Linked DNA regions of Mus musculus: regions 2 and 3 are each linked to region 1. Evidence: chromatin loops called from intact Hi-C (ENCODE). Cell type or tissue: gastrocnemius. All regions are shown on one strand. Links, peaks and the distances in the headings refer to the core of each region. The heading gives the core; the rest is flanking DNA.

The links. Hi-C counts contacts between places; a loop is a spot of excess contacts. Peaks named below come from ENCODE experiments on the same cell type or tissue, not always from the same donor. Only the 100,000 strongest peaks of a DNase experiment are listed, where the experiment ranks them.
Region 2: it touches region 1 in a loop (4-fold over the local background); 7 of 42 quality-filtered maps call a loop at or near these places.
Region 3: it touches region 1 in a loop (8-fold over the local background); 37 of 42 quality-filtered maps call a loop at or near these places.

Annotation. Positions count from the first base shown.
Region 1 is chr13:56,417,416-56,425,628 of GRCm38, forward strand. Gm46418 (a long non-coding RNA gene) reads left to right here. Exons shown (of 7, transcript XR_003950506.1): 7 at 5,186-6,397. Among named protein-coding and RNA genes, the nearest start is that of Gm3045, 5.1 kb to the right of the region's middle. In gastrocnemius, for the core only: a CTCF peak has its summit at 5,095 (motif pointing left); a DNase peak (open chromatin) is centred at 5,104; H3K4me3 peaks cover 222 bases; H3K27ac peaks cover 349 bases.
Region 2 is chr13:56,323,811-56,332,023 of GRCm38, forward strand. No RefSeq gene overlaps it. Among named protein-coding and RNA genes, the nearest start is that of Gm24716, 15 kb to the right of the region's middle. In gastrocnemius, for the core only: a CTCF peak has its summit at 4,138; a DNase peak (open chromatin) is centred at 2,157.
Region 3 is chr13:56,275,588-56,283,800 of GRCm38, forward strand. No RefSeq gene overlaps it. Among named protein-coding and RNA genes, the nearest start is that of Cxcl14, 17 kb to the right of the region's middle. In gastrocnemius, for the core only: CTCF peaks have their summits at 4,038 (motif pointing right) and 4,964 (motif pointing left); DNase peaks (open chromatin) are centred at 4,046 and 4,959.

The sequences.
Region 1 (8,213 bases), core at 2,089-7,088:
AAGCAGCCCCTTTTATAGTGAGTCAGGCACACCTGGCTGTTCCCAGGTAACTATGGGGCAAAGCCTAGACAAATGCCAACAAAGAGATCTGTCTTTATAGGGGAAGCAAGCCCCCAACCCCATCCTGCAGGAGCCCTGGATGGGGCAAAGCTGACCAGCTGGGATGCACACATTAGGGACCAGAGTCAGGAAGGCCCTTGCCTCAGAGAGTAGTAGAGAGTAGGGCCAGGCTAGGATCTGATTGTCCTGGTTGTGACCAGGCTCCAACCCTCCCTTAGAGGGAGCTGGTTCTAGAGACACACCTGCCGTCTGAAGGAGAGACATTAGAGTCTACTCTAGAGTTGCTCTGTCCTCAGAAAAGGCAGAGCTGTTGGGCCTCAGACTGCCTAGTAAAGGGAGGAGTGACTACAGCCTGACCTGGTGGATAGAGGCGGGCAGGGCAGGTAGCAGAGACTTGGGTACCAGAGGAACCAAGGCCAGGGTCGGGGCAGCCTCAAACCTGCTGCCCCGCCCTCTCAAGCTTATTCCTCACAAGGTGGGAAGGACTTGCTTTTGCCTCTAAAACTCCCAGAGAGAAGTTCCTCTCCCACCTGTAGCAGGGAAATATTAAAGAGAACGGCAAGTTCCTGAGGTACACCCAGCTACTCTCTGTCCGGCGGTCTTGCCGCCTCTAGCTAGCTCCAGTCAGCAGTCTTCCTATCTCCTAGCCCCCTGTACCTTCTCAGCCATAAACCCACTGTGATCGGCAGTCTCAAATTCCAGTAACCCAGTAAATAAAAACTCTAGATGCTTATAATTAATCTGTCAGATTTATATATCAATACATTCTCAATTCACAATGCCCACACAATAATTTCAGAACCAGTTGATAATAATACAAGATGCCCACCTAGATTAGACAAGTTACCCCAATTATTCTATCCCTATATGATATCATAGCTACCTGTGGTTATTTAAAGCCACCCGGAATCTGAATCGTCCTGTTCTCTGGGGAACCCAAAGCTCTCCTGACAGAATGAAGCCTCTAGGATGGAGTAGAGGCATCAGCGGGCATTCGGTGAAGTTGGTAGACATGGAGTGAATAAAACACACGTGGATCGACAACTTCCTCCACTTTGAGGGGCTCAGCAGGCTACCAGACAAGCAGTGTGCTTCCTGAGGTAGTGCTCTGAGGAGACAGCCAAGTAGCATGTGACTGGAGGTAGGCCCAGAGGCCAGCTTAGAGGAAATGGCTCTTCTGAGGAAGAGGCAGGATTGGAGGGACCCACTAAGTGCAGACCTGGAGGCAGGGCACTCAGGCAGGGAACAGAGCAAGTGTGTACCCTCAACCCCATCTTCTGTTAGCACTGTACTGTGGAGAGCGTCCCTAGAGAGCCAACCCCTGCCAGGATTCCCAGGCTTCCTCTGAGGCCTTGCTTTGGCTCTGTGGTCCACACTGCTCTCCCTTCGGGCGCCTGCCTTTGTATCCTACTTGCTGCCTGGTGAGGTTTCCCAGCCACCTTACTCAGCGCCCCCAGACAGTCCCCTCAGACTGATGGCTTGTTTACATCTCTGATAGCTGTGTCCTCGTTAGGAGCAGCTGACAGATGACCTTGCAGGGCACGAAGTCGCCGCTGTGTTTACCTCCTGGCTACTAGGCGGACAGCTGAGATTTGTGAAGCTACCTGTGGTTGTTTAATTGGAGAAAGCTGTCCTTGTTAAGGACTCTAGACCCAGAGAAGGACAACTCTGGAGAGAAGGAACACGTGAGCTTTAATTACTGCTGCTTGCTCATTTGCTGCGTGCTGATGGATGTTAACTGACTGCAAGATCTCACTTGTGTAGGGCGGTGTGAGTGTTGGTGTGAGCGGTGCAGGCTGCCTCCCAGGGAGCCTGGCCAGGCTGGCCAGCCTTACTAGCAACCCTGAACTGAAGGGAGGGAGGTGCTGCCCTCCCACTCTCCTCCCTCCTTCCCTCCCTCCCTAGCAAGCTGGGGAAGGGAGTATCCTCAGGACTCAGGAGGAACTGCAGAGACATTTAGGTACTTACTTGCTTCACCCCATAGCTTACCAGCCAGGGGTCTCCTGGAGCGCACAGTGTGCCTAGGACTTGACCACGTCATCTGGATGATTAGCAAATGTGAGGGTCCCGGCGAAGCCCTAGGATTCACATCTGCCAGGACACAAATCCACAGCTTCTGGTTTTCAGGGCACTTTCATGCTCTGTCCTTTTAAACTTTTGAGTCTGGAGATCATGAGATTCACACGGGGTTTTAACAAACAATGAAGGGTGGGCTCTATGGGCAGGCTGTTTGCCTAGCATGCGTAAAGCCATGGGTTCAGCCTACCCCCAAACTGCCTCAAACCAGGCATGGGGAGGATCAGGAGTTCAAGGTCAGCCTGGAGGTCAGAAAACAAGATAGGAGAATCATGTCTTTCCTCCCACTGTAAGTTCCAGGAGTCGACCCAAATCATCACACTTGGCAGCAAGCACCTTTACCCTCCGAGCCATCTTGTCAGCCCAGGAACCAGGATACTGGCTTCCATACAGTCAATAAGAATATTTCCATTGACATCGTCACAAGGGGACAGATTTGTTTCCGCCATGTTGTCTCCCTACAGCCTCTCCACCTCCCTTCTATCCCGACCACCCAACAGTTTGCAAGTTTAGGAGCTGAGCTGTTCTCTTCTGAGATTCCGTATTTCCAGAGTGACGCTCTGCATTCGCTTGTTCTCCTCAGCGCACTGTCTGGCTCCTCACTAAGCATGTGTATTTTTGAATAATTCGTTCCTTTCTATGGCTGACTAGCACCCTGTGGTATGGACATACCACAGTTGGTTTACCCTTTCACCCATGGATAAATCTCACATAATTTATGCGGATTTTGGTGTGTGTGCTCTCGGGAGTGCAAATGCTGGATTCTGTGGGCGTTACATACTTTGTTAAGCAGCCTCCTCCTGCTAGACTGGTTGTTCTATTTTGTATTCTTATCTGTAAGGTCAGAGTGACCCTGTTTCATGGGTGTCTCTAGCATTTGCTAGTCATTTGTTAAATAGCTGTTCTGACCCAGTGTGTGTGTGTGTGTGTGTGTGTGTGTGTGTGTGTGGTGTCTGTGTTCTGATGCAGTGTACATGCGTGGGGTGTGTGAGGTGTGTGTGTGTATGTGTGTGTGGTATGGTGTGTGGTATGTGTGTGTATGTGTATATGGTGACTCACTGTGTTCTGATGAGTGTATGTGTGTGGGGTGTGTGTATGTGTGGTGTGGTGTTTGTGTGGTGTGGTGTATGTGTGTATGTGGTGTCTGTGTTCTGATGCCGTGTGTACCAGTGTGTATGTGTGTGTGTGTATGGTGTCTCACTGTGGTTTTAATTTGCATTCTCCTAAAGGCTGCTTATGCCGAACCTTTTCTCAGGTGCTCACAGGTCACCTGTAGGTGGTCTGGTGAACTGTCTCCCCTGGTCATTCGTCCACTCTCTAATGGAGCCACAGAGTGCTTCGCTGGTCAGGCTCAGTTCTAAGGTCCTGCAGTGACTTGTCGCAGTATGCTCTGGGAGGTTTTTGTTTTTGTTAATTTTTTTTCCTGTTCTTTCCCCCTTTTGAATGTCACTTTCCCTCCTTTTAGAGGGATGTTTCTCAGAGCAGAAGTCTTACTTCCATGGGGTTAATTTCCCAGACCTCTTTACGCAGGCTTTTGATGCCCTCAGACCCTTACCCTGTTATGGTTACAAGCTATTTTCCCCCCTGTGTCTTCGTTTCCCTCCTAAACTTTTGAGGTGCTATGTACTTCTTACATTTAGTTTCATATTGATTTTCATTGAAGCTCAGGTTTTTTCCTCAAACACACCCAAAGTTCCGCTGTCCTTTGTTAGACTGTCTCCCAGCCCTGTAGACTCTCTCTCCTTCATACTCCTGTTGTGCGTGGCTGTGCGCGTCCACTTCCGGTTCTGTTTCACTGACGCATCCGTCTGTCCCTGCCAGCCCCATGTGGTCCTGACCACTGTGGCTACAGAGAATCTGGGGGGACTTACCTCATTTGACCCATGCATGGCCCAGAACTCTCTCTGGTTCCTTTGCCTTGCCTAAGAATCTTAGAGAACCTCCTTGGCCAACTCTCCCTTAGTAAGTGGAAAGTTCTATTAATTTCCCTGACCGTAAACACAGGTCTGTGTTGTTCTTTTCATGTCATGTGGTGTGATATGAGTACAGCTTCATTTCTCTAACTCATCTCCCCCCTCCCAATCCCCGTTATTGACAACACCATCATCAATAACCTGCCTCTGAAAACATTCCGCCATTTCCAAAGGAGACACAGCTGAACTGTGTAGACTTTTTCAGTTTCATGACCCCTGAGGGACACATGGTTTCCCGGATGGAGCTGCTGAGTCCAGAGCTGCGGCTAGTCGTCCTTGAGAACGAGCAGACAGGTCTCCGTACTGCCCCACGATGCAGAGCAGATAGGAAATGGATCCATTGTCTCTTCTTTCTGGAAGATTCTCACCATCCTTTGGCCTACCTGTTCTCTGGATAGCTGCCTGTCCTCTCTGGAACAGAGGGGCTCCCAGGGTCTGAGCTCCTACCTCCATCACAGCAAAGGCTCTCCCAGCCCTGAGGAGCCTGTGACTACTTTAAGAAAATCCTTCCAGGGCTTCAAAGAGTAACAGGATAGCTTTCTGGAATGCTTGTTAAAATTCTTGAATATGTTTAAGGGATTTACATGTTCAAAGAGAGAATGCTTTCTGTTTGATGTTGACAAAAAGACGCGCCCCCCCCCTTTCCTGTGAATTTAAATAATTTGCCTGATTTCGGTGCGGAAGACCACAAGACTCTGTTCTCAGTGGTCGAGATGTGGTATTTGTTAGAAGACACCCCACTCCCAATCCCCCACCCCGTGACTAACTGCAGGGGAAGATGTGTGTAAATGATTCGGAAATATGTTTTCAAACAAACGGCCATCTGAAAGTTGTCAGCTGGGAGGAAAATGGCGCCACCCTTGCATAAAGAGATTTGGTTTCTCTGAAACAATCACACACAAAGAAACAGAAATATCATCTTAAGTAATCATTAATGACGACCCAATAGGGACCTTCCAGAATAAATGGAAATCAGTCGCCCCCTTGTGGACAAGGCGGTAAGTACTGAGTTCTGAGGGAACTGTGGTATATGTACTCTTACACATCTGGCTGATTCCGACGCCCTTTACCTACAGGGTCCCTGGCACACGGCTCTGAGATGGTGAAGAATTGAAATGCTACTAAAGCCCCTCCCTGAGCAAGAAAATCTTGGCAGGATGACGCCAGAAGCATGGGGAGGGGAAGGCTCTGCTCCTGATGGACCACGGTGAGCCTTGATGCTGTCCAAACAGGTTCTGCCAAACCCCAGGAGCGGCTTCTGGGCAAACATGGGACTAGCACCGGGACTGGCACGTGAAGGCGAATGCAAAGGGTTTGGGAGATATTTTTTTCTCCCAACAAGGAAGCAGGCCGCTGTTGATTTCCCCCTGAGGGGCCGGAAGTGCACTGCAGCAGTGTTCCGGTGGGCTGCTGGGCCTGGGTCTCCTCCTCCGAGCCCTGCATCCTGGGGACCAGTGCTTGTGCATTTGTCCCACAGAGATACTGTGACTGCAGCCAGCCCTGCAGCATCCCGCAGACCCCAGCCTTCAGAGTCTGTCTCCTCCAACCCTGCCTGCGCCCAGCAGCGCGGACCACGTGCTCCCGAAAATCAGGAGTTTCAAGCTTTCAACCTTTGCTGTTATTCATCGTGGGGCCAGGGTCCCTCCTACCCACAATGTGTACTCTCTGGGCAGAGAACAGGATTCCTGGCAAACAGAAGCTGGGAGCGCAGCCTGGAGTGCGGTGTCTCCAGATCTGACTCTGACCCTGGGATTCAGGATGTTCATATGAACATGTACGTTAAGTGAATCCTTGGCGTAGGCTTCTGTAGTGGGCCGTGGGTCCACCATTGTGCAACCCCCGCATAAGTCTTTTCCTATCTCTTGGCTGTTTGCAGGGATGAACTGGCACGATTTAAGTAAAAACAAACTGAACTTCATTAAAAAAACAAAAAAAGTAAACTTTTGTTTCCCAGAAAGTCCTCAATAACAACATTAGGAAGGCATTCCTAAGAAGAAAATATTCACAATGCAAATGTTCGACAAGGGGCTTGTATCCTGCATATATAAGGAGTGTTTGCTATGCAACAACAAGAACAGGCAAAAATGAGGATAAGATGATAATATAAGCTCCTGACAGCCCAGTCCTACTGTGACTGGAAATTCTAAATAGAACATACAAGCTGCTATGTGAGAACTCTAAAAGGTGAGTGAATGCAGATTGGGGGGGCGGGGGAGAGAAAAATCTGTGAGCAGCCATGTGCTCCTCCCTCCTCCCTCACCCTGCTCTTTCCTTGTCTGGTCCTCCCTCACCCCCTCTGTTCCTCCTCCTCTTTTCTTCCTCTTCCTCACTCCCCTGTCTTCTTCTGTTTTTCTTCCTTCTCATGGAAACAGCAGAGGCAAAAGGATACAGCACAAGGGAGTGCCAACAGAATCTGATTGGGGGACACATCTGGAAAGGTGGTGTTAGGAATATCCAGGATTATACATAATTTAAAAAAACAGCCCCCTAATTCTGTGAGAACAAGCAGTAGGCTTAGCTTGACCCCTGAGCTATGCACAAATCACAGAGACCCAAACAGTGGCATAAAACCTTGAGAATCAAACTGAAATATATACCATGTCCCTATTTTTAAAACTACACTTGCTAAATAGTGCCTGCTAGGGACAACCCCAAATCAGGACAGTGCCCGAGACCGGAACCACTGTCCGCACAAGGCGATGCTGAACCTGAGATTAGATCTAAGCAAACTGAACACTGGCTAGGACAAAATACCAATGGCTCTCAGACAGAGGATTATGGGTAGAATCCAACATCTACACACAATGACATTTCCCATCTCTAAAATAATCCAAATCTACCCAGCATGCAAAGAGCCAGGAAAGCACCGCCAGTTCTCAAGGGAAAAGAATACATTCAAATCCCAAGGTGAGTCACTGGCTGCTGGATTACCAGACAAAGACTTCAAAAGAGGCTGCGGTGAGCGCATGCATGCTCCCTCGGATCCAGAGAGATGTATGGAAGAGGCTGCGGTGTGCGCATGCTCCCTCAGATCCGGAGCGATGGACGGAAGAGGAATAAGGAGCCGTATGTCCACGAAGAACTTTTAAAAGATACTTTTAAAAAGAACAAGCAGAAGTGTTAGGATGGAAATACATAAAATCTGAATGAAAAAATTTCCCTGCATGATCCAGCGGGAGAATCAACAGCTAGAAAAGAGGGGTGCACGGATGGGATGCCAGTAAATATGGTGCAGCCTGAAAAATTGGGAGAAGGTTTTAAAAATGAGCCTTGAGGCAAGTGGGAAAATATTTTTAGGGTTTAATGATGTGCTCCTTGTTAGATTTCCAAGATAAGGGGAGAAATAGTGTTGGAGAAATGCTCGAAGAAATAAAGACTCATGGGATATGCAGAGTGTCCGTGCACCCCAAAAAGATGTGCTCTGGGGAGACCATGCCCCGGCGCAGCTTGGACTACTGAAAACAAAGATAAAAATTCCGTTGAACAAAGAAACACCATCCACAGTGGGTTAGTGATATGTCCACTCTAGATGCCGCTCCACCAGTTGGAGAAGCGAGGGTGCCATTGGCTCACACGGTGACAGGACCACAGTCAGGAGCAGCGTGTGAGCAAGAGAACCCAATAGACTAATCTGCTTGGTACAATTTTATAATGTTCTAGACAGGGTAAAGCCCTGTGTGGTGATGGCAGGTGGCTGGGTTCCTGGGGATGGTAAGGGAAGATGGAGGGAGGGAAGGAGGAGAGATGAGGAGAGGGGGAGGGGGAGGGGGAGAGGGAGGTGTGTGTGACATTATTCCTAGGGAGACAGGAATCTACTCACCCCAAGTAGGAAACCAAACAGTAGTTTCTTGGGTCTGAGGGTACAAGGGGTGGGACTTGGCTGCTGCATTGGATATACTGATTTGCTAATGATATTAGCCTTAAGTAGCATTGACTATATAACATGAACTAAAGGTAAATAAGTCTGAAAAAAGTCCAAACAATATTATACCAAGAGTTAAAGAGATGGATTTTTTTTAAAAAGAAAAATCTAGAAATTCATTTGAACTTTAAAAGTTAATAAATGGATTGTGTTGATATTTCAAATCAATTTTGGAGAGAAAT
Region 2 (8,213 bases), core at 1,026-6,025, 95 kb before region 1:
CATCCAAAGGCTATCACAATTCACGCTCGTTAGATGACAGCCACATTGGGGTTGGACTTAGTCTTGAGGATGGATGCAGCTCGTGTAGCGTGTTATCAGAATTGAGCCGCTGCTGTCTAGGGAGAAGTCCTTTGCTCACTCAGGTGGCCTGGCATGTCTCCCAGTGGGCCAGCTAATGAGACAGTTCCCAGGAAGCTGGGTGCATCTTTGGAGGGGCAGGGTTCGCCCTAGGCCGTTCCTCTCCACCCTCGGCTGGCTACGCAGTTACAGAGCTCATGTTGCAGCATGCTAGGTGACAACACCCATGAAGACTGACACACGTCGGCTCTCATCACTGGCTGATGGAAGCAGGCAAAGGCTTCCGTGTAGCAATGGAAGTACAGATATACGGAGCATGGTTTGTGTCTGATAAAAGACCCACTGTTTCCTAAAGTGACCTGGGACACATCCTTAGTCTCAACTGGAAGGAATATGAAGAGGTCATGGACCTTTGGGGACTTTTATCAACTGGAAATTCTATTTGAAAGCAGAGGCGGGCATTTTGGATGCTGAGATCATGACTTGGCATGTCCTGGAGGTGGAAGGGAAATGGGTCACGGGGTCATGTTGAGTTGTACCTTTGGCTTCTCCAGTGATTCACTATGGGACCAAAGCCCATGTATCCATTTGTAAATTGGGGTACAGTCTTATCCCAGTCATCTCCTCGTTTATCACTTATCCTTACTTGAGAAGTCAGTGAGCTCTCTAGGCACAATGTCAAGTCACTCCCTCGCTGAAGCATCTAGCCTAGGGCAGCATCTGTTGGGTGCCGGGAATACAGCAGTGATTGTCAGAGCCTTGGCTCTCAGGAGAACAGACTGGCAGTGAGCTGTAAGTAAACAGCATGTGAAATAGTTGGACCCCCACATCGCATGTAGTAAAGTCATGTGGGGTGGGGGAGGGGCCCTTCCCGGGTCAGATGGAGTCTCATCTCCAAGAGGACTGAGCTCCAGAAGGTAAAGCCCATTCGAGGTGAAGGGACACACAGTCCTGTTGCCATCCCCACCAGAACCATGGGAGATAGTTTGAGCCCACTCAGTGTACAATTAGCTTCATCTTTAGGAAGGTCCATTGTTAGGTAGCAGTTTTCTCTGAGATAAACCTTCCATCTTGGAGGACACAAGATGTCAGAAGGGAGGTAAGACAACAGGATGTCCTTAGGGGAGATGGCACTTTTTTTTTTTTTATCACACAGGGAAGACCATTAAACTGGAGAAGTAAACAACTCATTAAATTCAGGAAGTCCCTGAGGCTGACAGGATTAACTAGACCTCTCCCTCTCTGAGCTTTTGTAAGCTGAGAGACCTGCTCAGATAAGATGAGTGGCCTAGAGGATGCTCAGACTGGCCAAGGTATCTGGAAGAAGCAGAGACTAGCTGAGCTGCCTGGAAGAGGCTCAGCCCAACCAAACTCCCTGGAAAGGACACTTTCCAACTTGTAGAGCTGCCTGCAGGCTGTATAGTGAGCTTCAGGTTCTTCTGTGAGCTGTCACCCATGCTAGGGTGGGCTTTGGTAATGCAGCAGTCTTTGAGTCAGTTTTGCTCTTGCAACTGCCCCTCACCCACACTCCTGTGACTCTGATAGAGCTCACTGGTTGGCACTGGTCAACTTTGGTAGTACCATACTTTGGTCTGTTGTTGGTTTCCATTCTGGGGTGAGTAGGCTTTTGTTCATATTTCCTTGGGGTCAGGGCCATACAACACCAATAAAGTCTGGCGAAGGGCAAAGCCTGTGGACTGCTGTAATCTGTGTGAAAAGGGAACTGTTTGTTTATTCGTATGTTTTGATCTCTCTGGAAGGATACATTAGAAACTGATGAGTGTGTTGAATGTGTGTGTGTGTGTGTGTGTGTAGTGGAGAGCTGAGGTAAACCAGATTCCCTTTTAGATGTGTGTCTATTTTTACTGCTTAATTTTTTTAAACCACGTGCTTATATCATCTTACAATGAAAAGCTCAGTTTTAAAAGTCAGTTCTAAGTGTATACTTGTTTGAAAATGTCTGTAGGCAACAAAAAATGAGAGAGGAGTATGGAGAATCTGAGGGGTACGGAGAATCTGCCAGTTGCCGGTAAAACAAGCCCGGTCTGGATCAAAGATGGGCCTGAGGCCAGCTCTGGCAGGGGGAACTGAGGCAGGGGAAGCGAGTGACCCCCGCATCCATCTACATGTGCCCCGACACAGGTTTATGGCCTTGCTTCTCACTGCACAGGCAGGGGCTGTCTATCCCCCAAGGCTGACGTTCCGACTTAAAATGTTTGCGTTTCTTTGGCCTGAAAAATTACAGCCCCAACCCTTCCAACATGTACTGACTTTGTTCTAATTATTTATGCGCGAGTTTGGTTCTCCCACAGAATTGCACAGCTCTGAGAATTCCCCTCGGAGTCTCGTGCCTTCTGCGATGCCCTTGCTTCAGCAAGAGTTAACTGCACTCAACAAAACAAGCTCATTCGTTGTGGATTGTTTATCCCCGTCCCTCCATACCCACTCTGGGGCTGTAAAGATTTTGTTGAAAATATCTCTCACTGTATTTTATGATTAAAGAATCTCCAGTAAGCTTGCGCGGTGCCTATTGATGGTTGTAGAATGTGTTGGGGGTCAATCTAATTTTCTGACCTATTGTGCAGCTCGCTCGTGTTGTTGACACTCTGAAGCCGTGTTGGGTTTACTTTTCTGTATGGTACTTTAGCTGTCTGGGGGGAGCCCTTTTCTCTCCAGACCAGAGGGAATCAATACTAAGAGACTTTGTTGAGTGGTCCAAGTAGGTCAAGGTGCATTTTCATAATGCACCTTTGGCTCTTAATGATATAAAATTACTTCCAGAAAGCTATTCACACTTCATGCATGATTTTCTTGGGTGGAGTTTTCTGATCCCTGTGTCGACAGAAATTGGAGGGCTAAGCTGGGTAAGTGCATGGAACCACTGACAGCAAGAAGACACTGTGGCATCATGACAGTCACCATAGAGACAAGAGTCTGAGAGGCACAAGGCTGGGGACTCAGCGGGTCAGAGGGCAGAAGAGTCCCAGCTGTTTTGGTATCATATGGGAATAAGTCTGCAAGAGATTATTTTGAATATTCAGTGTGAGCTATGTTCCACATCTTCTGCTTGAAGAAGAAGGAAGGCAGAAGTTTTGGATTCTAAAATGAGAAATAGTTTAAAAAGTATGTGTGCGCGTGCATATGTGCATGCGTGTGGAGCCCGAGGTTGACGTCAGGTGTCTTTCCTCAAATATATCCCATTTTTATTGTTTTTGAGCCAGGGTCTCTTGAAGACTCTGAGGCTTGTAGATTCCACCAGGCTGTATAGCCAGTGAGCTTTAGGGGCCTGCCTGTTTCTGTGTCCATCCGCTTTCCAACACTAGGGTTGCAGGGGTGTGCTGCCATGCCGAGTGTTGGGGATTTGACCTCAGATCCTCCCACCTTGTGTGGAATACATTTTTATGACTGGCTGTCTCCTCAGCTCAGAAATAGTTAAAACAAAAACAGAAACAAACCTAAATTCCATGATGCCAACATTCTTTCCTTATCACAATAAAGAATATTGTCTAAACTAACAGCTGAAACTCTAGGAAATAGGAAAAGTAGATGGAGATGATCTCGTCTGTTTGCTTGCTTGTCTATTAAGCCACCGGTGTGGTATGAATGTGCCCCATAGCTTCCCTACCTCATGTCCATCCATGCAAAAAAGCCTAGAACCAGAAGCAAAAGACATGGTAGAAAACAACAAAACAAAAAATAGGGAAGAAACTCCCCAGTATTTTAAAGTAATACAATTACCTTGAAACCAAGGGAAGTATTAGCTTTACTAAAAGGAGGCCAGTAAGTTGGCAAACAACATAAATGCTTTGTATGTCCTAATTCTCTTTTATAACAAGAATAAGCCAGTTAAAAAAGTATTTAATACAGAAGATCTCATTTTAATTGTCTGAGTGTATAAAGTACCTGGGGAGACATGGAATCAAGACTTGGGATGGATACTGAGAAAAGCAGCAGTTCCCATGCCCGTTAAGACTACTGGGATCAACAGAAATGTATGCTGTGTTGGTGACTAGCAGAGGAGTGCAGTTGAGTTTGTGAGGCAGTGCTGCACACGGCCTGCAGAGGGGGTGGTAGTTAAATCACCAGGCCTGGGCTCCAGCTGACTACTTACAGGGTCAGGTTACTGAATTGAAGGCTCAGGTTTTCTCATGCATAGGATGGAGGCGGTGATGTCTCCCATGCAATCACTCCAAGTCTGTGCTTGTTGAGACTGAGAACAGCGCCTGGGGCGGGGCCAGGGCTCCGATGATGTTAGCCTTTATTTTTACATCAGTTTGTTTTCAACTTATGGGAAGATGCAGAAAATTCTAAAAGTATTCGGGAGAAACTTTGCATCGGTTATCTACTCATTAACAAGGGATGCGGGGCTGGGGAGATGATGCTCAGTGGCTAGGATCACTTTTGTAGAGGACCTGAGTTTGACTCTTAACACCCACATTGGATGGCTCACTACTGTGAGTAATTCCAAGTCCGTGGAGATGCAGCATGTCTGGCTTCAGCTTTCACTGACACTCACATGCACATATTCACACATGGGGACACACACACACACACACACACAGAGACAGTGAAAAAGAAAGTCTTTAACATAAAGTCCAGAATGAGAGGTGCAGAGGCATTTGTGTGCAGAGCTTAGATGTAGCCCGAAGTCTTACTGCCCATATGATGGTGTTCTCTATAGGAGAACTGAAAAGTGTACAGAGGAGAATGAAGTGTAAGAGTATCTCTGACTGGGTATAAGAACTCGGTGCATTATTCATCTGGTAAACACACCAGATCTTCCATTCACTGAAACAATAGTTTCTTTCTATCAATGCTTATGAAGCTCCGTCCAGGGCTTTACAACCTCTAAGAGGGCATTTATAAGACCTCCAAGCTCCAGTTAGGCATGTGGGATGGAAAGGGCGCACTTACCATTAAAGTGTGGGAACTGTTGCTAAATATGATTCATCCAAATGCATTCCAGATGGGAGGGTGGATATCAAAATCGCTATCCTGGAGCCTGAAGACATTCTGAGGGCGGGTCTATACGCTCTTCTTCATTACTCTTATAGTTAAAAAATATATAACAAAAGAGGTTAAAGGACACAAACAATTGAACCACAGAAGAAAATGAAAAAAATAAAAATAAAAAAAGGAAAATGCCAAACTTTACTAACATTAAAACATTCACAGTAGATGCATCCCTTTTCATAAATCACGAGGGAATAGCTTTAAGTATCATAGCATCCAGGCATGTAGAAGATATAGTGAAATGGCTACTTTGATATTCAGGTGTTGAGGGGGCAGGCTGGACCAGTTTTCTAAAACGCCTTTTATTATGAATCTGAAGAACAGCCATCGTGAGGGCCCAAACAATTGAACCTCTATGAGTGCATCCTGAGGACGAGTCCTGGGCCAGCAAATGGGCTTGGCTTCTCAGGTATTCATTGTTGCATCGTCTTAATAGGAAGAAATTGGAACCACATGACATTCCCAGCAATATGGTAAGAGTTAGCTCTGTCATGGCCCATTCGCATGATGGATAGTCTTGTCATTAGCAGTCATGTTTCTGAGGAGTCCTGTCACCACCAGATGACATGAGAGAATGCTCACTATACGCTAACTGAAAACACCACCATGCAAGCTATAGATAGAATGATTCATTTTTTTTTAAAAAATAAAAAATAATCAGAGACAGAAACATGATGGGATGAAGCAAAGGAACGATAGGAGCTGGTGAGCGGCGTGCCATATCTGTGGCTGGCGTGGGCCATGTTCAAGCTCTACTTTTTAGGCTTTCTGATGGCACCATATACATATATTTACAATGAGAAAAATGTTAGACGGTGATCAAGAGATCAGACTGTGCAAAAGATTCTTGACATGTGTTTTACTAAGAGTAAAGCCTGGACCTTACTAGCTAGCTCGTTGAAGCAGAAACAGAATCGGATTGTGTGATTGAACAGCAGCCATAAGGACAGATGGGAAGGCTGAGGGGACAGGGGGCACCAGAGCCTCTCAGAGACACTAAAACCCTTTTGAGTCACCCTTCACTGGAGATTCCTTGGCCCCAGCACAAGGACGTGTTTCCAAGTGCCTGTGGTATCGTACTAGCTGCCCATCCACACGTTACCACAGCAACGATGTGTGTGGTGTGTGTGTGTGGGATATGGGCAGCCCCTCTTGGCTCCATTGCTTTGAAAGGCTAAAGCCTTTTAGCATCAAGAGCTTGTAAGTCCTGGAGCTGTTTAATTCAGTTTCCTGGCTAAGACCTCTCTCCTTTCACTTCTCTTCCCAGGCACACTCAACCTCGTGTTGGATCTGGGATGCTCACTGGCCTAGAACAGCCAGTGGGTCAGCTGAACCTGATGCTTCTCTGTTGGCATGGTGCTTATTGCCTGGGAGTGGGGCGTCAGCCACTCCAAGAGTATAATAGCATCTACCTGAGGACGCTGGTGTGACTGTGGAAGGCTAGTCTCAGGGCTGGAAAATAGTAGGTAGCTCAAGGATCTAGAAGCAACTATGGGCTTGTCCCATCCCTTCAGCAGGCTGGGCTTCAGGTCCCCTTTCTAGAAACCAGTTCTCTTTGTAATAAGTACCTTGAAGGGACTCTATGAGTCTTAAAAGTCAGGGTTCTCATCCCTGTAAGATTCAGAGGAAGTGCCTATAGTTAGCATTACCATTCTCTCTCTCTCTCTCTCTCTCTCTCTCTCTCTCTCTCTCTCTCTCTCTTTCTCTCTCCTCAGTCTTGCCAAAGGTTAGCTATGCTCGGTGCTGAGTATCAGGTGTACAGTATGCCCAACACTTGTGCAGCAGGACTTCTGGGAAGACATTGCTGTCATGACTGTTGGGGAATTAGGGATGCTTCAGTTGCTGCTGTGGCTTCTGTCTGATTGGTCCCATGAGGGGCTGGGAGGTTTCCCAGTCTACCTTTACCAGAGCCTGCAGCTCTTGGGCACGGGTAGAAGGGCCTCCTCTGCCAAATCCTCTCAGCTGTGGGTGCACAGAGGATAGAGCAGTGGGTGTGAGCTCAGAGCGGGTGTGGTCATTCCCCGAAATGAGCACAAAGCCCGGCTTTGACTTCCTGCCTTGCTTTCTGGCATTTGAAGATTACCCTTGCAAGAATTCCCTTGGCTGGGCCATTAGGAGCCACCAGGCAGAGCTCATGAGTCATTGAAGGGAGAGCTGTGACCACTGTGCGTGGTCCCTGATCCAGAGGAGTAGAATGTTGACATTTCAACAACCCCCCGCCCCCAGCATCTAGAGGTTGTCAAAGCAAACTGGGGCTACTGTGCAGTGGCTTTGTACAGGTTAACTGCAGCCAGGTCTTTTGAGATGACTATGGTTTTTTCAGACTCAGATTTAATGGAGATTAGGGAACGCAAAGCTCACGGAATGAGTGACATTAAGCCAGGATAAAAGGATCGGCTTAATACTAATGTGAGAGAAAGGGCACAGTCAGCTGCAGCTCAGTGACAACTATGATAGAAGCTATTGTGACAGCAGTGTGGCAGTGGCCCACCTTTTTGTGTGTGTGTGTCTGTGTGTGTGTGTGTGTGTGTGTGTGTGTGTGTGTGTGTGAAGTGACTGTTTCCTCCATATGTCCATGAGGTTTCTGAAATGCCTGGCTGCAAGGTAGAGGAGCCCCTTCCATCTCGAAGGAGACCAGATCACAACATTCAATTTTGTGCTTTGTTTGAATATGTGTGGCGAAGATGGTATATATATTTTTGGTACTTTCTTTGTGTATGTCAGATGGAGGAGGTACTCCTAGTTAGAATTACTATGACCTTTGTTTCTCCTCAGCCCTGCCAAAGGTTAGCCATCTTCCTTTTTTTATGCCTGTGGCCGACAGGTCAGAGGTGTGAGCAGCACAGCTCATGTGGATCAGGTGGCTAAGCTCTGCTACCGGGAGAGGAGGAGAGGCAGAGTCTGAAGGGTGCCCTGCCCTGGCCCGCAGTGTGTCCTGTGGTGGTGTCCATGGGTTTAGCAGGATAAACCACGTGCCCAGAGTTCTTCACTGTCCTGTGTTCAAGACCAGGGCTATAGCAGACATGGAGAGAAGGGAGAGGCTTAGCCCAGTTAGAGCCATTTTAGAGTCTGAGTGCATGAGAGTGAGGCCAGGAAAGGACCACAGAAGTGAGATCGGGCAA
Region 3 (8,213 bases), core at 1,712-6,711, 140 kb before region 1:
GCGTTTACATAGAGGTGACTGCCACTGTTCCTGCTACAACAGATCATCCCAGTGAGCAGGCTGATGGTTTACATTCCCATACAGAGGCTTCAAGTAGGGCAGGAGGTTTTCTCCGGAGTCTCCAGCCTTTCTCTAACCTCTGGCAGTGCTGTACAAGGCCTGAAGGAAGGGCTGCAGTATATAGAGGCCCAAGAAAGGCTGGACTCCATCTCTGTAACCAGTAAGCTCTCACCCTTGCTGGGCAAGGCTTTCCAGGTAGAGCCAGCTGAGGGAGGAGCACCCTCACCCTTGTAGTTCTGTAAGGAAGCCCAATAAATCCACGGACGCTCTAGCGCCTTGGTTCTCAACCTGTGGTTCTTGATGGTCTTACGAACCCTGAACAATACATTTATCTTCGTTATTCCTTCATAACTGTAGTTTTTTCTACTGAGCAGTATCTCAGTGTCTAAGACCATCAGAAATATGTGTCTCCCAATGGTCACAACCCATAGGTTGAGAAGCTCTAGAGTGGACTTTGGAGGAACTGTGTCTCAATTTGTTGTCAGAAACCTGGGAGGGAGGTAGACATTGTTTTATGTCTCCCAGGGAAGGGATTTTAGCAATACCCAGTGTTGTGTTTTATAAAAAGGAAGAGAAGCCAAGGATATGTTTGGCGGAGGTGTGGTATGGTGTGGAGGAAGGGGTGTTCTCTGCGGGCCCATGCTGAGGCATCCCTTCCCCCTAAGGGACCAGCCACAGGACGGTATAGTATAGAATCGAGTTTATTCAGGGCATGGGGAGGGGAGTTGAGGGGGTAGAGACAGAGAAAGGCAGAGGGGGAGAGAGAGAGAGAGAGAGAGAGAGAGAGAGAGAGAGAGAGAGAGAGAGAGAGAGAGAGAGAGAGAGAGAGGAAGAAGAAGGAGGATGAGGAGGAGGAGGAGGAGGAGGAGGGGGGGCAGGGGAATGGGGAGAGAGGGGTAAGGGGGTAAGGGGAAAGAGCAAGAGGAGAAGAGAAGAGTGCCAGGAGAGGCCAAGCAGCCCCTTTTATAGTGACTCAGGCACACCTGGCTGTTGCCAGGTAACTGTGGGGCGGAGCCTAGATGAAATGTGGATACCCAGAAAAGATACTTTCTCAGCTCCCAGCATTCCCTAGTTGCTTTGTCTACGACTGAGACCTTGAGAACTTTCCCCCTTGCATGTCAACGTGTCTGCTGCTGCTGTTTTTGTTCAGATCTTGTTTAGGCAGCCATGTTGATGAGAGTTTGTGGGCATAGCCTCTCTGACATTTCTTGGAGACACAATCTCACTGCACAGGTCCCGAGTCTCTGCCTCTCACACCCCATCTCTGCGCCCCATCTTTCTCAGTGACCCCCACTCCCACCCTGCCCCCAGCCTTAGAGGAGCTGTGCTGTAGATGTATCAGTTGTGACTGGGCACCACTTGATTATGTGATCTCTTCTTCGCTGCGTCTTGGTGTTGCGGTTCTCTGTAGCAGTTTCCATCTGTTGCAAAGAGAAGTTTCTTTGATGAAGAGTAAGACCTACCCTTACCTGTGGGTGTCAGGATAAATATCTAGCATGCAGTTAGGAATCAGGCTGGTTTGGTGCAGTGGTGGTTGTGGGTTCTCCTCCGGGATCCGTGACGTCACTGGGGTCAGGTAGTTCAGGAGTTTTCCAGTGCCGGGCACTGTTTACATCCTGTTGAGCAGCTTTAAGTCCGATTAAGGAGCTGTTGGTTACCAAGGTGCGCGTGCCACTATTGCTCCCTTAGGACTGTTTTGCCGTGCTGGTGTTGTGGTTCTTAGCCATCACTCCAGTAGGTCTACTGTTTGCTTAGGAGAATGGGTAGGACCTTTTGGGGACCCAGGAGCAAGGAGGAGTTTTCCAGTCAGATCCCCTGGGCCCTGTGTCCAAAGTTCTTTGTGTCTTTAGAAACAAGGATTCACCTCCCACCTCGGAGAGGCTGCCGACAGCAACAGCGATAGCATGTGGTATCTTGGGAGCCTCTTGGACAACTGTCACCCACAACTGAAAAGAGGTCACTCCCATTCCTAGTGTGGGTTTTTTGTTAGGCGGTTTGTGGTTCTTGTGGAGAGCAATGTCAGCCAAGATGAGACTTAAAAAAAAATTAAACTAAATATGTGTGTGTATGCAAAGATGTACATGCATTCTTTGTCATCTTAGGTAGGGGATGATATGCCTTCTGACCTTCCCCCAGGCATCCTTACACTATTTCTGGAAACTTAGTCCTACTCATGGTAAATAATGCTATGGGAACACCTCCAAGTGGGCATTGGTCTCCGTGACCGGGATTCTTCCTCCCTTACGACAGGCTTGTGGAACTAGGTAGACTGGCAGGAAGGTTTCTGTGGATAACTAATATCCAGAGTGCCCCGAAGGCATTTTCTAACACTCAGGCCTCATTTATATTTGACCTCTCTGATGGACTTACGCAAAAGTTTGCCTTCTAAAGTGTAATAAACACCACACCATGACCAAAAGTGATTCAGGGAGGAAAGGGCCTACTTGGCTTCCAGGCCGTTGAGAGGCGAGTCAGGGCAGGAACTGAAGCAGAAGCCATGGAGGGGCGCTGCTGACTGGCCTGCTCCTCATGTCTTGCTCAGTTTGCTTTCTGATAGAATCCAGGGCCACCTGCCCAGGTGCACCACTCACAGTGGCCTAGCCCTTCCCACATTAATCATTAATCAAGAAAACTGCCCTATGGGCTTGCCCATGGGCCAATCTGATGGGCACATTTTCTATATTGAGGTTTCCTCCTCCTAGTTGTGGAGTTTTGAATGAAAATGTCCCCCATAGGCTCATAGGGTGTGGCACTATTAGTAGGTGTGACTTTGTTAGAGGAAGTGTGTTAAGGGGGTGGGGGTGAGATGGGGGCGGGGCGGGGTTGAGGTTCCAGATGCTCAAGCCAGGCCTAGTGTCTCCTTTTCCTCCTGCCTGCCAATCCAGATGTAGAACTCTTGGTTCCTCCCCCACCCCCACGCCTGCCTGCACGTCATCACTGTGCTTCCGGCCATGATGATAATGGACTAAACCTCTGAACCTGTAAGCCAGCCACAGTCAAAGACCTTTATAAGAGTTGCCATGGTGATGGTGTCTCTTCACAGCAGTAAAACCCCAACGAAGACACCAGGTGGTTATAACATGTGTCACCTTGAGCAAAAACAAAACAGAGAACCTGCCTTGCACAGCTTTCTCCTGTGCTGGGTTTGTGTTGTAACCCACCAGACCAAAGGACTCGTCATACGGTGTTCCTTTTCCAACTACTCCATTATTTGTTTTGCAACACCTCACTGGCATCTGCAAGGCTGGATGTAACAATCATTTCTTTCCTACAGTTGGACCTTACTTTTTTCTTCTGTTGGGGTCTGAGCATGAGATTTCAGTATCTTTCCTAGGCTAGTAGTATTCAATTCCTGGTGATCCTCCTGCCTCCGTCTTACAAATAGCTGGGGGTGAGGAGAGGGGCAAGTATGTGCCACCATACCCAGCTGTTATTTTTCCTCCTCTTCCTCCTCCTTTCTCCTCCCCTCAATCTTTACTGATTGCACCTCTCAGAGGCACACCAGAGTGATCTGCCTTACGAAAAAGAGAATGCCTTGGATTTACCAAGGTGGGAATAACTGACCCGTGGATCCAGAGTTCATCCACAGATCTTCCCGTGAGGCCATTCCTCTGCTGTGATCTGATCTACGTGCTGGCTTTGATCTTGGTTACGTTCTCTGTTAAGCTCCCTCTTTAATTATTACAGAAACAGAGTTACCGTCCAGGAACATAGTTCCATCAAAGCTGCATAGATTGAAAATGGCCACACCAGGTTTTGAGAGGCCTGGGTCCCTCTGTCTGACTCCAGCGCTGTGCTTTTGCCTGGGTTATTACACAGGCTCCTCATTAGTTCCCAGAGATGGGGTTTGTATCAAGGAAACATTCTCTTTTGGGCATCATGATAAACAATCAAAGCCAGGAACTAGAAGCTAGTCCCGGTCCAATGGTGTCAGCTCTAGGCTGTCCAGAAGCATGCAATCTATAAAGTGGCCACAAGGTGGCGCTTTTGCACTGTCTCCAGAATGCAAGTGGAGGGCGCCGACTTGGTCTGTGAGATGTGTTTAGTGGGGCTGCTTGTGTTTAGCTGTCCAGCCGAAGGCTTCAACGCTTGTAGGAAAAGGACCAGGCCACGGTTGGTGTGATTCCATGAGCAGATTGGTCAGAGCAAGTAGGCTTCTGAACTAGATTGTAGTTTGAGATAACGGCAGTGTTTGGTCACTTCATACTGAACCTCTTCTTAGCCCAGTTTCCCAGGGCAGAAGTTCTTGAGTTTGCCCCAGAATCTGGTCTATAAGGGAGAGTGAGTTAGGAGCTTGGGTGTTCCCTCAACAACGCTTCTGCCCTGCAGTCCCCTGGTGCTGGGGAATGGGATTAAAGACAGGTTGAGAGATCTACCATAGACCCAGAGGTGGGTCTAGGTGTGGGAGGGATATGGCTCAGCTTTTCCAGGATCTAAGTGGATGACTGAGTCTTAGGGCCCTCATGCTCTGAGGACTAGGGACACCAAACCTTCTGGGCATGTGTTGGAGAGCAGTAAATCACATATTCCTCAGATTATATTGCACACCAGATTACATCCAGAGAGAAACCAATTCACTATATTCAAGAGTCCTAAAGCCTAGGGAGACATAAATGTATCTAGAAAAATGTTATTTCATGTAGCAGCATTGAGGTGTGTTGAAATATGAAGACTTACTCAGGCCTGGTTGGTAGAAATCCTGACATGGTGATTTGGTACCTGGGTGTCGTCATGGAACTGAATTTTTATTAGACTCCGTTTTCTTAACTACAAAGCAAGGATAGGGGCTCGAGAGATGGTTCAGGACAGACTGCTCTTGCAGAAGACCGGAGTTCAGTTCCTGGCACCCACATCAAATGGGTAACAGCTACCCACCACTCCAGCTCTAGGGGATCCAACGCCCTCTTCTGGACTCTATGGGTACTGCACTTGCATGTGTATACATACAACACACAGGTAAAAATAAAATAAATCCCAACAACAACAGCCAACCAAGGATACAGTGTGTTAGTCTGTTTTGTGTTGCTATAACCAAGTGCCTGATGCTGGAGAATGTATAAAGAAAAGAGGTTTATTTAGTTAACAGTTACACAGGTTTGAGAGCACGCACTGCTGAGGGCCTCGTGGTAGATGGTGTCTATGTGGCAGACGTGGGTATAGAAAGCACCACTTGGTGAGACAGGAAGGAGGTCAGTATTGCAGGATTTTCCCTGTCCAATCACGTTAGGGCAGTGGGAGGCTTGTGATTGGACAGGAGAAGGGAGGTGGGGCTAAGAGGAGAGAGGAAGGGAGGGAAGGAGGGAGGGAGAGAGAGAGAGAGAGAGAGAGAGAGAGAGAGAGATCGGTCTTAGGATAGGAGGAGAGAGAGAGAACCAGAATGGAGGTCAATGTGGTGTTATCAAAAGGTTAGAATAATTGGGTTAAAGCTTTATCATCAATTGGCTCTGAAATTATTGTATTAGCATCTTGTAAATTGTGATTAAATTAAATTGATATATGTCTAATTGGTTACTATAAGCTTAAGAGTCTTGTTTCTACTGGGTAATTAGGTGTTGAGATGGATAACCAGGGGTGTGTGGGGCGTTACATGAAAGCAAGAGAAACTCGGGGAGGGGGGCATCTTAGAGATGGCCCTGTGACCTCACAGGGTCAGCGAGTTGGCAGGGAGAGAGACTGAGTGAGTGAGATCACCTGGCACAGGGGTTAGCCGCAGAGGGTCGGCGGTCCAGCACTAGTGTGAGACCATGCTGATTCTCTTTTTTAATATTTCCCGCAACAAGTAAGAGTGGGTTGAGGCAGCCAAACTGTCCCTGAGGCCATGCTGGTTCCTCTAAGGACAGTCCCCTCCTAGTCTCTCCACTAGGCCCTGACTTTTAGAGGTTCTGCCATGTCCATCCAGAGCTTCTAGCACACAAACCCAGTGTGGCAGATGATGTCAGTGTCTATCCTATAGAGCTAGCGTGCCCAAGGGAGAACGTGTGAGGCACACAGCTGTAGGCTCAGCACGGGCAAGTGTGAGTCTTGCCAATTCCCTGGTCCCCTGTGGGCTTCCCATACAGCTGAACAAGTGACATGAATTCCAAACAGTCCCCCAAGGCAGGACCTGTGGGGAAGAACTGGAGAGACCAAGTTTAGTTGGAACTAAGAGCTCAGATCCAAAGGGTTGAGCTGGTGGATGCTGCGGTCGGGGAGCAGAACTCTGCTCTCTCACCTCAAGGCCTGGAAGGCCAGTTACATACCTTCCTGGTGTGTGTCCTTGCGGGACATTTGTGTGGGGACTCAAGTGGGTGAATGAAAATGCTGCACTCAGCACAGAGGACATGAGGGACCCTCACATGGAAAGTGATGTGGGGAGAGTACCCTGGTGGCCAAGAGCTCAAAGCTCCCTCCTGGCATGGTTGAGGACAGCCAGGGCTAGCACGGAAAAGGGAGGTGTGCCACAGCAGGGTTCTGCCTTGCCCTCATTTCCAGGTTCCCACTTGAGAAAGATTTTGTGGCTCTGCGGAGCTCAGGGGTGGCTCCAGGAAGCATCCTTTTGCGTGCTGATTTAAGGACACATCACTTGGACCTTTCAGCCATGGAGTGGGCTGCTTTATGCACTGGGCAGCTCTAGTTATTGGGTGATCACACCATCACCGGCCTATGGCTATACAGGTCTGGACAGAGCCCAGAGCTTCTGGAATAGGTAGGTGTCAGTTAAGAGCTAAACACAGAGAGCCTGAAGGGGTCAGGTGCCACCCCAGAGCTTCCCTGGCTCTAGGAGCCTCCTTCAGCCCACACAACTAGCAAGGCTCCATGGGTCTTCGCGCTCTCTCCCACCACAGCCTCAAGGGAAGGAGAAAGTCAGAATAACACTACAGAGAATGGTGCAGCCCAGGGTTTTCATGGATCCCCAAGCTGCCCCATGCGTCAGCACTGCCCAGTTGCCCTGAGGTCAGTGCTCTTAACCGCTGAGCCATCTCTCCAGCCAACAGAATTCATTTAAAATTTTTTTACGTGCACTGGTGTTCAGCCTGCAGGTATATCTGATTAAGGGTGTCAGATCTTGGATTACAGACAGTTGTGAGCTGTCAGGTGGGTGCTGGGAATTGAACCTGCGTTTTCTGGAGGAGCTGTCAGTGGTCTTAACCACTGAGCCATCTCTCCATCCCTTGACTTTTGTTCTCTAGAAAGTAAAACCCAGTACCTGATTGTCTGGGTTTCCATGTGGACAGACACGTGGTGAGGGTGGGGCGGTGATTTTCACTCAGGACAACTGTCAGGGACCAGTGCTCTCCCTAGCAAACCAAGATGGATGGGCGCCGCACTCAGGAGAGTGCCAGATCTTTAACATTGCTGAAGAGCTCTTGGTTACTGTGTCACTTTGGCCAGGGGCCTTAGTCTCTTCTAAGATGGGACCCATACTGGGGTTTGGTGGGGAAGCCACGCTGTCCCTGAAAGCTATAAAGAAACTGCTTTTTTTTTTTTTTTTTTTTTTTTGGTGGCGGAACCAATGTGAGTGCTGAGGCCCTGGCTGTCTTTAAGGGCCACCGTGGCAGGGGAACAGCCTTTCTGATGTAGAAATGACTGTTGGGTCATGCCTTTGAGGAAACAGTTGAGAGGACACCTCTTGTTCTGCCTCTCCCTTGGTGCTGGGGCAATTCTGAATATTGGTATCTTATCAGACAAGCGTGCCACCTATATCCATTCTGGCCTCTGGCAAGACGAAACTCATGATTTTAAATCTGCCTGTGAACTGATTTGGGAAGCCAGCAGCTGGGATGGTTTCCACCAGCTGCTCACTAAAGTCCTGAGCCGAATCCGACAGCATCGTGGCCGCTTTGCCAGCGCTGGGAACCGGCTGCCGCTGCTCAAACAGAATTTGTGTCCATCGAATGTGGGACAAGCAGCAATCTCCGCCTTGCAGCTTGAGGTTGCCTTTGTTGAGCGGCTGGAGAAACCCCGCAGGAGCATGTGACTGGAGTGCCATCCCGCTTCTTGAACACAAGTAGACTTGACAGCAGTAAAATGAACCTGGCTCCCACTGTGGGCCTGTGCTGCCATGTTGACTAAATGGTTGATCCCCATTCCATAATTAGCTCAGTTCAGAGCTAAGTCTTGCTCTCCGGGCCTTTCAGGCAGGCAGGAAGGTCAAATGGGGATGACAGACAGGA